Regions from separate parts of the Mus musculus genome. Here region 2 is linked to region 1. A link is a loop called in an ENCODE intact Hi-C map of the cell type or tissue named here. Cell type or tissue: left cerebral cortex. All regions are shown on one strand.

Evidence for each region. Hi-C counts contacts between places; a loop is a spot of excess contacts. Peaks named below come from ENCODE experiments on the same cell type or tissue, not always from the same donor. Only the 100,000 strongest peaks of a DNase experiment are listed, where the experiment ranks them.
Region 2: it touches region 1 in a loop (2.9-fold over the local background); 7 of 42 quality-filtered maps call a loop at or near these places.

Annotation. Positions count from the first base shown.
Region 1 is chr10:68,900,693-68,905,692 of GRCm38, reverse strand. No RefSeq gene overlaps it. Among named protein-coding and RNA genes, the nearest start is that of Gm32931, 80 kb to the right of the region's middle. In left cerebral cortex, a CTCF peak has its summit at 2,843 (motif pointing left); a DNase peak (open chromatin) is centred at 2,849.
Region 2 is chr10:69,096,112-69,101,111 of GRCm38, reverse strand. No RefSeq gene overlaps it. Among named protein-coding and RNA genes, the nearest start is that of Gm33130, 8.7 kb to the right of the region's middle. In left cerebral cortex, no CTCF peak of the experiment used is centred here; a DNase peak (open chromatin) is centred at 2,764.

The DNA of each region.
Region 1 (5,000 bases):
ATATTAATTTTTCTATATTATTTTATACCATATAATACATATTATCATATATTAGAATATTAATATATTATCACATTATATATTAATACATATTTGGTATATATTAATATAATGTATAGTATATAATGTTATATAATATATAGTATATATTTATAATATAACATTAAATTTAATTTTTAAAATTTTATTCATGTTAATATTAATTATATAAAATTATATATTATATTTCTATTATTTTATATGAATATCATATAACTATAATATAATTAATATTAAATAAAATTTAATATAGAAATTGTATTAGAGGTTCATAGCTTTAGAAAGGCTGAGACCCACACTGCTTTAGGGGAATTAAGGAAATCTTAGAGAGAAACACTGGCGACATTGATCTTGGATAGTAAAATAAAGATCATCAGTCGAGGTCTTTTCTAAAAGGTCTTTTCTAAACCTGCTGTGCAGACATCACCGGGGGACTTGCTAAAATTATCAGGCACCTGCACCTTCGCTCGAAGATTTTTGGCTCAGTAGGGAGAGGGTTAAGGTCCAGGAAACTTGGAAATTAAATGCCCAGGTTACTCTAGTGTTTGCCAGAGGAAGTTTGGGGAGTCTTGAATGAAGTGGTGAATCCCACCACATTGAGCACTTATCCAAAGTAAGGTGCCGTGTCGAGAGTAGAGAGAACCCGGGAAAAGCAAGCTTCAGTAACGATTAGCATGCGGTGTAGGCCAGTGTCTGACAGCATTTGTCCAAGGACCGCGATGGAGGCACAGGCTTAGGTGACGCCTAGAATGGGAAGGAAGTTGAGATGTTTTCTAGAAGCTTCTAATGTGCTAATTAATTCCTCAGCGACGCTCCCAGGGGAGGTTTGCTTTGTTGATTTTTAGACGATATTTTCTTTGAACATCTTGTAGAGATATGGGTAGCCTTCAATCGCTGCCTAAAGCATCTCTGTTTCGTTGTTAAGCCAAGCCTGGCTTATTACATAAATGGACACAATTGCTCTCTGTGAAAAGCCGGACACTATTCAGAAGGAAGAGAGGGACATGCCCCGCGGTCAGGAGTGGAGTGGCTTTAGCATCTTTGCCCTTAGTAATAGAACGTAGTCTCGGAAGTCCAGAAGCTTGGTCATAATGCAAGCGAAACAAACCTTCCAGGCTGGTTTTGGTTTTGTCATTCGTATGGGTCTACACCCAGGCTCTCTCAGTACCGTCTCTCCAAGCGCGAGCAACAGCAGCTGGAAGGTGGGACAGATGCAGATTCTAGGTTTCTACCTAAAATCTCCTGAGCCAGAACTGTGGAGGAGGGGAAGTGATCAGAAGTCAAAGTGATGAAGGAAGGCAGCTAGCCATGCTTCAGATTCTTCTGATGGCCCTCAAGTCTGAGAAAGAGCCTCAAGCCCAAGAGAAACTCTGTCGATGCAGTAATACTGAAAAGGACTCTCAGTGAACAAGCCCTACGTATGTGCTCATTATACATGTATTACGGCCTTGCTATTGTTATTGGGTGTCAGAAAATCTACTCATCCACCAAAAGTGAGATTGATATTTGGTCTCCAGTGTTCGGGATACAACCCAGGGTCTTGCACATTTTAGGCAGTTCCTTTATCCTGAGCTATACTCCCAGGGTCTGTGATTCTTGTTGATTTTTTAAAAACAATTCCTATTGGCTCGAACACCAAGACAAACTACAAAAGCCAAGTCCTTTCATAATGTGGCCTACCTACATCTCTGGACTCTTAAACCTTCCCCAGCTGACCTCCATCATTCTGTCTTTCCAACAGCTGATTCTATCTTGTCTTTCTAGTTACTGCTCAAATATCACCATTTGACTACCTTGTTAAATTTACACACACACACACACACACACACACACACACACACACACATTCATTTGTGTATGCATGTGCATATGCATGCATGTATATGTATGTATGTGTATATGTATGTAGATATGCACATATGCATGTATGTATGTGTGTATATGTATATACATTATAGGTGCACATTCATGTGCAGTTATAGGTACCTCTGAGGGTAAGCTAGAGGAGGAAGGCCTCTGAGCACCCCTCTCTATTACTTTCCACATTATCTCTTTGAGATAGGGTCTTTCACTGAAGTTGGGGCAGAGCTGGCACCCAGCAAGCCCGAGCAATCCTCTTGCTTCTGGCCCTTACGGTACTGTGGTTATAGGTGCACATACAACCATGGCAGGATTTTCACATGGGGCATGGGATTTAAACTTAGGTCCCCTGGAAGAGCTGCAGGTTCCTTACCCACTGAGCCAGCTCTCAAGGCCTTACATATGCTTGTATTTATGTTCTTCACATTACTCACTGGCTTTCTTCGTGGCATACAAACCAATCGTGCCCAGTCCTTTGCTTATTTTCAAATCCATGCACGGTGTCATTGTATCTTCATGTCCTTCTGGGCCTTGCAATACTAGCAGACTTAACCCCATGTTTATTGGGTGACTTCCAGGCTGCAGCTGAAATCCAAATGAACACGATAAGTTAACAACTGAACTGCTGCTTTTTCTAGACACATGCCTTGCTGCAGGTTTTAAAAACGTAGATTACAATTATTCTTTCAATTGTGGGAACCTGAATGTTTTACAGGAAGTTCTTTAAGGGATCTTAAAATAGACTTGTCAAGAGTTGGCTTCAGTGTCAGAGCTGGCCCTGTGTTCATTTATTGGAAGGGAAATGCTGGAGCTCAAACAAAAAATCATAATGCCTTGTACCACATGAGATAAACAAACAACTGACTCTGAAATTTATGGTTTTACAGGTGTCTTGTTAGAGCTGGTTCTGGAAACAGAAAGATGAACCCAGACTCCGGTGCCATCTAGTGGTCATGTTAGTTCCTCTAGAAATAAACTCCAGTGCAATCCAGTGCTGGGTTTTTGACTCGTGGGAGGTTTTGTGCTTTTATGATGTGCATCTCAAGTATGAATTCAGTTGTATTAAGAATGATGCATGTTAGTAAATGCCCAGAAAATCTGTGAGCGCCAGCCCTCTTTGGAGTGTAGCATAGAAAAATGAAGATGTTGTGTAAATAATAATTACCACAGGTTCATATAGCTGTGTGATACCTAAGACGTGGGCCCATATTTATTGCAGATACCTAGAGGCAAAGAGAACTTCTGAATCCTGGCCAGCTATGTCACCATTTGAATATGGAACATTTGAATATGCTCCCTAAGGGAGGGATATGCTTGTTGTGTTGAATGCTTCCTCCTTAATGCTGGCTTTGGGAGATTCTGGGAAGATGAGTCCTGGTTGAATGAAATCATCGGATATGAAGACATTTCTTATTGCCAGGTTACTCCCTCCCTCTTTTCTGCCTTCTGTCCACCATGAGATGAAACACTTCCGTTTTACCACAGCATGCCCGTGACAGCTACCCTGATGCTCTGCAGAGCAGCAGCTGGGGCCAGGGTTGGAGAGAAGCAACCATGAATAGAACACTCAGAAACCATGAGCCAAACATACCCATCTGCCCCCAAATTGTCTCTACCAGGTAATTTGGACCACAGTGAGGTCAAAAGTAATAGAGAGTATTAGATGATTCAGGCTCCGAGGTATTGTCAACAGAGGACTGCCCACCTAACACAGTTATTTATCAAACATCTCATGTCTGTACAGAGCAGCTTCCACACCTCTGGCTGCACAGGTAGTTTTAGGTTTGTCTCAGCTACCTAGAGTCCTTTCTTGCTCTTGCCATCGACTTGGTGTGGAGCCCTTTGCAGAAGACAGCTGGGTCATTCTTTGGAGAAGCCTTGGGGTCACTCTGTGATATTACAGACCACAACCCCCAATATCTAGTGAGAGGAGTTCGAGATGCATCTGAGACAGGGTCATGTAGGTGTAATATTAGGCAAATTAGATCCAAATCTTGAGAGTGACACCCCCTGACTTCTCTGCTGATGTCAACTTTTCTAATTTGTGTGGTAGCTTTTCAGACATTTGCCTCCCAAGCCTTATGAGGATTAAAAGGGATAATGACATATCTAAATCGCTCCATCTGAGTGCCCAATACATGAGAAGTGAGCCACTTACCTCTGATCTCACATGGTCTAAAGAGCACCTCTTATTTCTAGCCTTCCATTGTGGCGCTTCCTGTTTCCCTTTGCTCTCTGTAATCCAGTTGTACCCACGTTGAAATACTTAACATTAGAGATATCCAAAAACCCGGATGACTTGACAGTACCTATTCATGGCAGGGGACAAGGAACATTTAGATATTTTGGAAATCCATTGTTATAAAGCTGCAAGAATCACCCAGGAAATGAAACCAAAAGTCAGCTTACATGAGACCAAGCCATATTTTCAGTGTCATAGAACAACCATCCACGCACTAACTGTAGCACACCACACACCAAAAGCACTCTGCTCTGAGAATTCAGTGAACCCACATCCTGGCTCCAATCTCTCATTCTGAGAGTATAGTTTCTCTGTTAAGTTAATGAAAAACAAGCTCATGAGACTTGGATTCTGTTCCTTAATTTGAAAACAGTGTCCGAAAAAGCTTGGGAGACGGCTTGTTGATAAATTCCAAATGATATTCTACCCTAAGCCGGTAATAAAATGATAGTGGTGGTGGGAGACGCTGAGACACAAACATATTTCTATTTGTCTCTAACGAATCACGGAGTCTTCAACCCTATTTATTCATTCGCCTCCCAGTAGCCCCCCAATTTCAGGCCAAATCCTCACAAAGAAAAACACTGTGGACTGTGTGTCATAATCACATCTGCCCTTGGAACACAGGGTTCTATTCCCCAGATATTAGACTGAGATGGGGAAAGTCATCTTATTATCGAAACTGCTTCTCTGATTCTGTTCTTCCCTCTTAACAAAAAAAAAAAAAAAAAAAAAAACTCAGGCAGCTTGGTTGGATTGTGGCAAACCTGTGTTACCCAAGTCCCCTGCAAGTGAAGAGATCTTTCTTCTCAGCTGTCTGCCTTCTGTTCATGGGCTATGCTTATGTGATACCCAATCT
Region 2 (5,000 bases), 200 kb before region 1:
ACTAACTGAAATCTTTTCCCGTGAAGACTTCTTCCTGATTAGGAAACTTGAATTTTGAACCCTTTCCCGGTGTCCCCAACAGACTTCTTTACTCCTTTAGATGGCTGTGTAAGACCTTCATATAGAATAACTGTGCGCGACAGCGGCCTTGCAGACAGCAAGACTGGTCTTGTTAGAACCTAGTGGGGAAACCCCCACTTAACTCCCGATTTGGCGTGCACCCAAGAATCACGAACAGACGACCATCTTGATGTAAATACATGAGGACGTTTAATTACGGAGCTCCGGACTGACATGTATCCCACACAGGAGATAACGGATGTCGGCCACGAGGCTCGAAAGCTAGGGGTTTTTATGGGGTAAGGGGCTTAGGGTTGTGGAATTCAGCATAGCGACACACTATTGGCTTATTTAAACATTAACAGAAAGATTACATGTCAGCAAAAGAGCATCAGGACTTTGTTCCTGTGGGCTGGGGGCTTATCTTTGCTCACATAGCAACCAGTTGATGTATGACTTTACCCGGCATCAAGGGGCAGTAGACAGAGGGGAGGTTCTGGCCAGGTGGTGTTGACCCAGACAAGATAGCCCTGTTATGTCCTCACATTCCTTTTTATCTTAAAGGTTAAGCTGTTCCCAGGAATGTTTTAACTACGGGGCATACCCAGGTTTGTTTTTCTTTTTTCTCAGCCCCAGGCAGCCTCTAGCTCACAAACAACCAGCAATTTCTGAGTACTTTATATGACTTACAGGTCTTGAAATTTCATCTTTCTTTCAGTCTCAGTAAAGATCTGGAGAAGAAAGCAAAACCACAAACTCAGGGGCTGGAGAGATTGACAGGGGCTAAGGGCACTCGCTGGCTGTTCTTTCAGAGGACCTAAGTTAGGCACCCAGCGCGCCAGCTTTAGTTATAACTTCCAGTATCTCTTGCTCCAGGAATCTGATGCCCCTCCCCTGTTTTTTACCTTCTTCATAGTCTTTGCACTCAGAAGTGCATAGGTCCATGTGCTCTCTCCCTCCCCCCCCACCTGCCTCCAACACCAACAACCTGAAAAGCAAAGTGTCTGCCCTTATTTCAGAAAATATATATATATATATATTTTTAATTTTGCAATTCGGACAGATTTCCTACAGCGGGATAGGATCTGTGCTGGCTTCAACAGAAGATGCGTTAACACAGAGTGGGACTTTAAATTGTTTGCATGACAAAGGCTGTAAATTATGCGAGGTGACTCAAATTATTCATGAGAGAGGAGCTCTTGATTTATGCAGCAGCTTTGTGTAAACTTCATTTGGGGCGGCGGGTGGTGGTGGGGTGGGATAAAAAGGTAAATCATTTTTCTATCCACTTGAATCTGAGGAATCTTTATCGAATCTGAGAAACTTTTTATCTTAAGTCATCCCTCATCTCAGCAAGCGGGTTTTTTGTTTTGTTTGTTTGTTTGTTTGGTGGCCTCAGTGCAAACCTTTACGCGAAGCAAAGCTCTTTCCAGAATCTGCGTGGGTGGACACGCATTCCTTAAACAGAGGTACCATGGGCCAACAGCTCTGTGCTAGGCGTGGGGATTCAAGGAACTGGCCTCTCTGTCTTCACGGGCGGTCTGTCTTTGGTAGTGTTTGGAGAGGTCCCGTGTTCAAAGAGGCAAACCAGTCCTGGTCTGCAAATGCTTTGCAACATGAAAATACAGGATATTCTTACAAAATGGAGTTACAGGACTTCATGATAAGTAAAACCAGGTCTCCCTTAAGGTAGATTTTTATCAGCAAGCCAGTAAAAATGATTAATAGAACTGGTTTGTTGTCTCAGTCCATTTTCTATAGGTAGTAGCATTTCTACGTATTCACACCCACTACAAACCATACCGAGGAGAACTATGACGGAGAGTACCCACTTCCGTAGGTCCATTTATTAAGTCCCTAACATGCTCACTGCATTGTATGAGGTTTTTGTAAGAGCTGTAAGTCATGCCAAGGTAACGCTAAGCAGTCACAATATTCTAGAAGCAAATGGCTGTCAGCCTTGTGGTGCAGAGACAGGCAAGGCTAAACCTAAAGGAGGAGGGTCATAATGGACAGTTGCCATGGACAGTAAATAGCTCTATTAAGTCCTATGTATTATCGTGTAGGAAATCTCATTAAATGCTGTGGCTTGTTATGTAAGGGAAATTTTGAATATTGTACTAGCCTGTAAGTAAGCAGCACATTATTGGCTTAAATTGCTTTATTTAATGGAAAGCATTATTAGCAGAGCAAGGATATTTCCCATTTCTTTTCATGTCCCCCCACCCCCTCTGGGGCTAATACTGTTTAGATACAATGAACACGTTAATGGTGCCCACCTAGAAGGCTCGTTTGAAAAACCACAAAGTATTGATTGATTCTTTGTAGGTTTTTATGCCTAATGAAAGCTGGTTAGAATCAACAACCTTAGCAACAATGTTGCAATCTCCCCACTGTTAAGAAAAAAAAAGAAAGAAAAAAGAAAAAAAAAAAAAAAAACAGCAGGGAGACCTTTTTTTTTTTTTTTTTTTTTTTTTTTTTTTTTTTTTTTTTAAAGCAACAGAGAAACGAAGCCAGTTAGAGGCAAATGAGCACTTTCCGACAATAAGATCTTCCAAATGAGTGTGTTTACATCCTTTCCTTAATCCCGGCTCTGAAGATCTCACAATGAAAGATATCTTCGTATAATGCAGACTGTTGCTAACACGAACACGATAATACAAGGCAGGGTGCCATCTGTTAGAAAATGCTGGAACCTCTCATTTTACTATTCTCGGGAGCCCATCATTACAGTTCTATTTATTTAAAATCTATATTCAAAATTCTAATGCTTCCCGCTTCATAATAAGGCTTTGGTGATGTGTCCAAAAAGGAAAAAAAAAAAAAAAAAAAAAAGAACTAAAACTGGTCACCAGACTGCTCTGTGTTTGTCATAGCCAGAAAATGTCTTTTTACAAAGGGCACAGGAGGAACCTGTACTATGGAACCCATCACATTAAAAACAAATCGGAGGAAAACGACTGACAAAAATCCTTGACCGACTTTATTGATTGTGAGTTCTGATCCATAGACAGGATGTTTAGCTTCCACACCAGAGGGCTTGGATTTCAAGGGATTCTGATGTCACAGTGCCTCTCTGGATCTCTCAGGCCGTGTGTGAACATTTCCCCCTCTGTGGTTGGGTGGCCTTTATCCCCTCCCCCATAGCATGATGTTTTGTCTGCTTGTATGTTTGAGCATCTCATGCACATGCCCAGTACCCATGAAGACCAGAAGAGGGCATGAGATGCTTCAGTGTTACAGATGGTTGTGAGCCACCTTGTGGGTGCTGAGAACTGAACTCAGGTCCTCTGCAAGAGCAGCAGCCTTTCCATCCCTGCTTACATGGAGGATGAGTGGATGCCATGAATGGATGTCGAAGATAGAGATGGAGGTGGGAGGGGCACCCGGGCCTTGCACAGGACCTCAGGAGTCATTTGGCCAAGGTCAGCCTGAACCCGAGAGGAGGCCAGGCTCACCGGGTTTCCAGAACAATGTTTTGTCCATTTGTGTCGCCACACCTCATATCACAACACTTCGTTCTACTTCTGAATTTTGGGTCTAAACTACGGAAGACCAACCAAGGCTCTCAGAACATGAGGTCTTGGGGCACCAAGGTAGGCATGGAGCCACCATTTGACAGTCTATTCAGAGAACTGTCTCTTCCCCTCTCAATCATGCTTAGGGCTCTTCTTCAATCGCATGCATGTGCACATTTGCATATACACATGTGCTAGTATGTGTGCGTGTGTCTCGAGGCCAGATGACAACTTGGTGTCACTCTGGATGCCCTCCTTTGAGTTTGGGTCTCTTGCTAGCCTGGGGCTTGCCAAGTAAACTAGCCTGGCATTAATCAGTCAGACAGAGCCATCCTCCTGTTGCAGCTTTCCGAGGGCTGGGGTTACAGACCTATAGTGACACACCTGAAGTTTTATACAACATTGGGGGTGAAAACCAGGTCCTCATGCCAATGAGACAGACACTTACTTTATCAACTGAGCCTTCTTCCTGGACCCACCCCTTGCCTCTTCATTCTTCTCCCCCAAAGTAGAAAAGAGAAGAGAATGTCTTTGTTCTCTTTGTCATGTTCTTAGAATGAAGTAATGACAAGGTACAGATGGTCCCTCTTGGTTACAGGGTTGGCACCTCTTTGTGTTACATTTTCTTCTTTGAGATGGTTAATGCTGTGCAGGTCAGTAGAATGGCAGAGAATTTAAGCCATCATCACCATCAGCACCATCACCATCATCATCACTTTTTCCCTTGGCTGGGTGTCATCGTGCCTTTGTATTCCAGGAACGAGTTACAGCGTCAGGAAAACAGCGTCACCATGCAACACACAAAACAACCCTGTTTTGTACCAGATGCATCCTCTTACTCTCCGAAGCTGCCCTTCTCACACACGCAGTTGTTTTTCACAGACTGAGGCTCCTGCGGTTGAATTTTGGGATGTGACAACGGGGTGTTCCAGTATACAGACGTCCAGGAGAGTCAGCGACTTGGCAAAGAGGAGAGCCACTGTACGGAGTGATGAGGATTATGGGTAAACACCAAGGCTGGACTGCAGCACGGTTTACGACCACGAATATTGTCCTCCATTGTAAGCAACAGACTTGGAGTAGCCGAATAGTCGGGAAACTGTGACTTTAATTTTTCTAATATCTCTTGCTCCACCGTCTGCTGGGTGTGTGTTTGAGCCACAAACGGTACCTGGAACATTATGGTGCTGTTCTTGGTTCCATCCTCAACATTCAGTTTTCCCCGACAAACGGCTTCCCAGTCAGTTAGAACCCGCCATTCCTTCTCACAGGATCCCAGGCCCGGTGCCCACCGTCGTCTGGAGAATCGCCCCCCACCGTCATCCCGAGAAGTCCCTGAGTTAAAGGATCAGGGATTGGACCTCATGACCTGTTATCTTTACACTTCCTGGTGTGAGGAGGCCGTTAGCTGAGGCAGGAGAC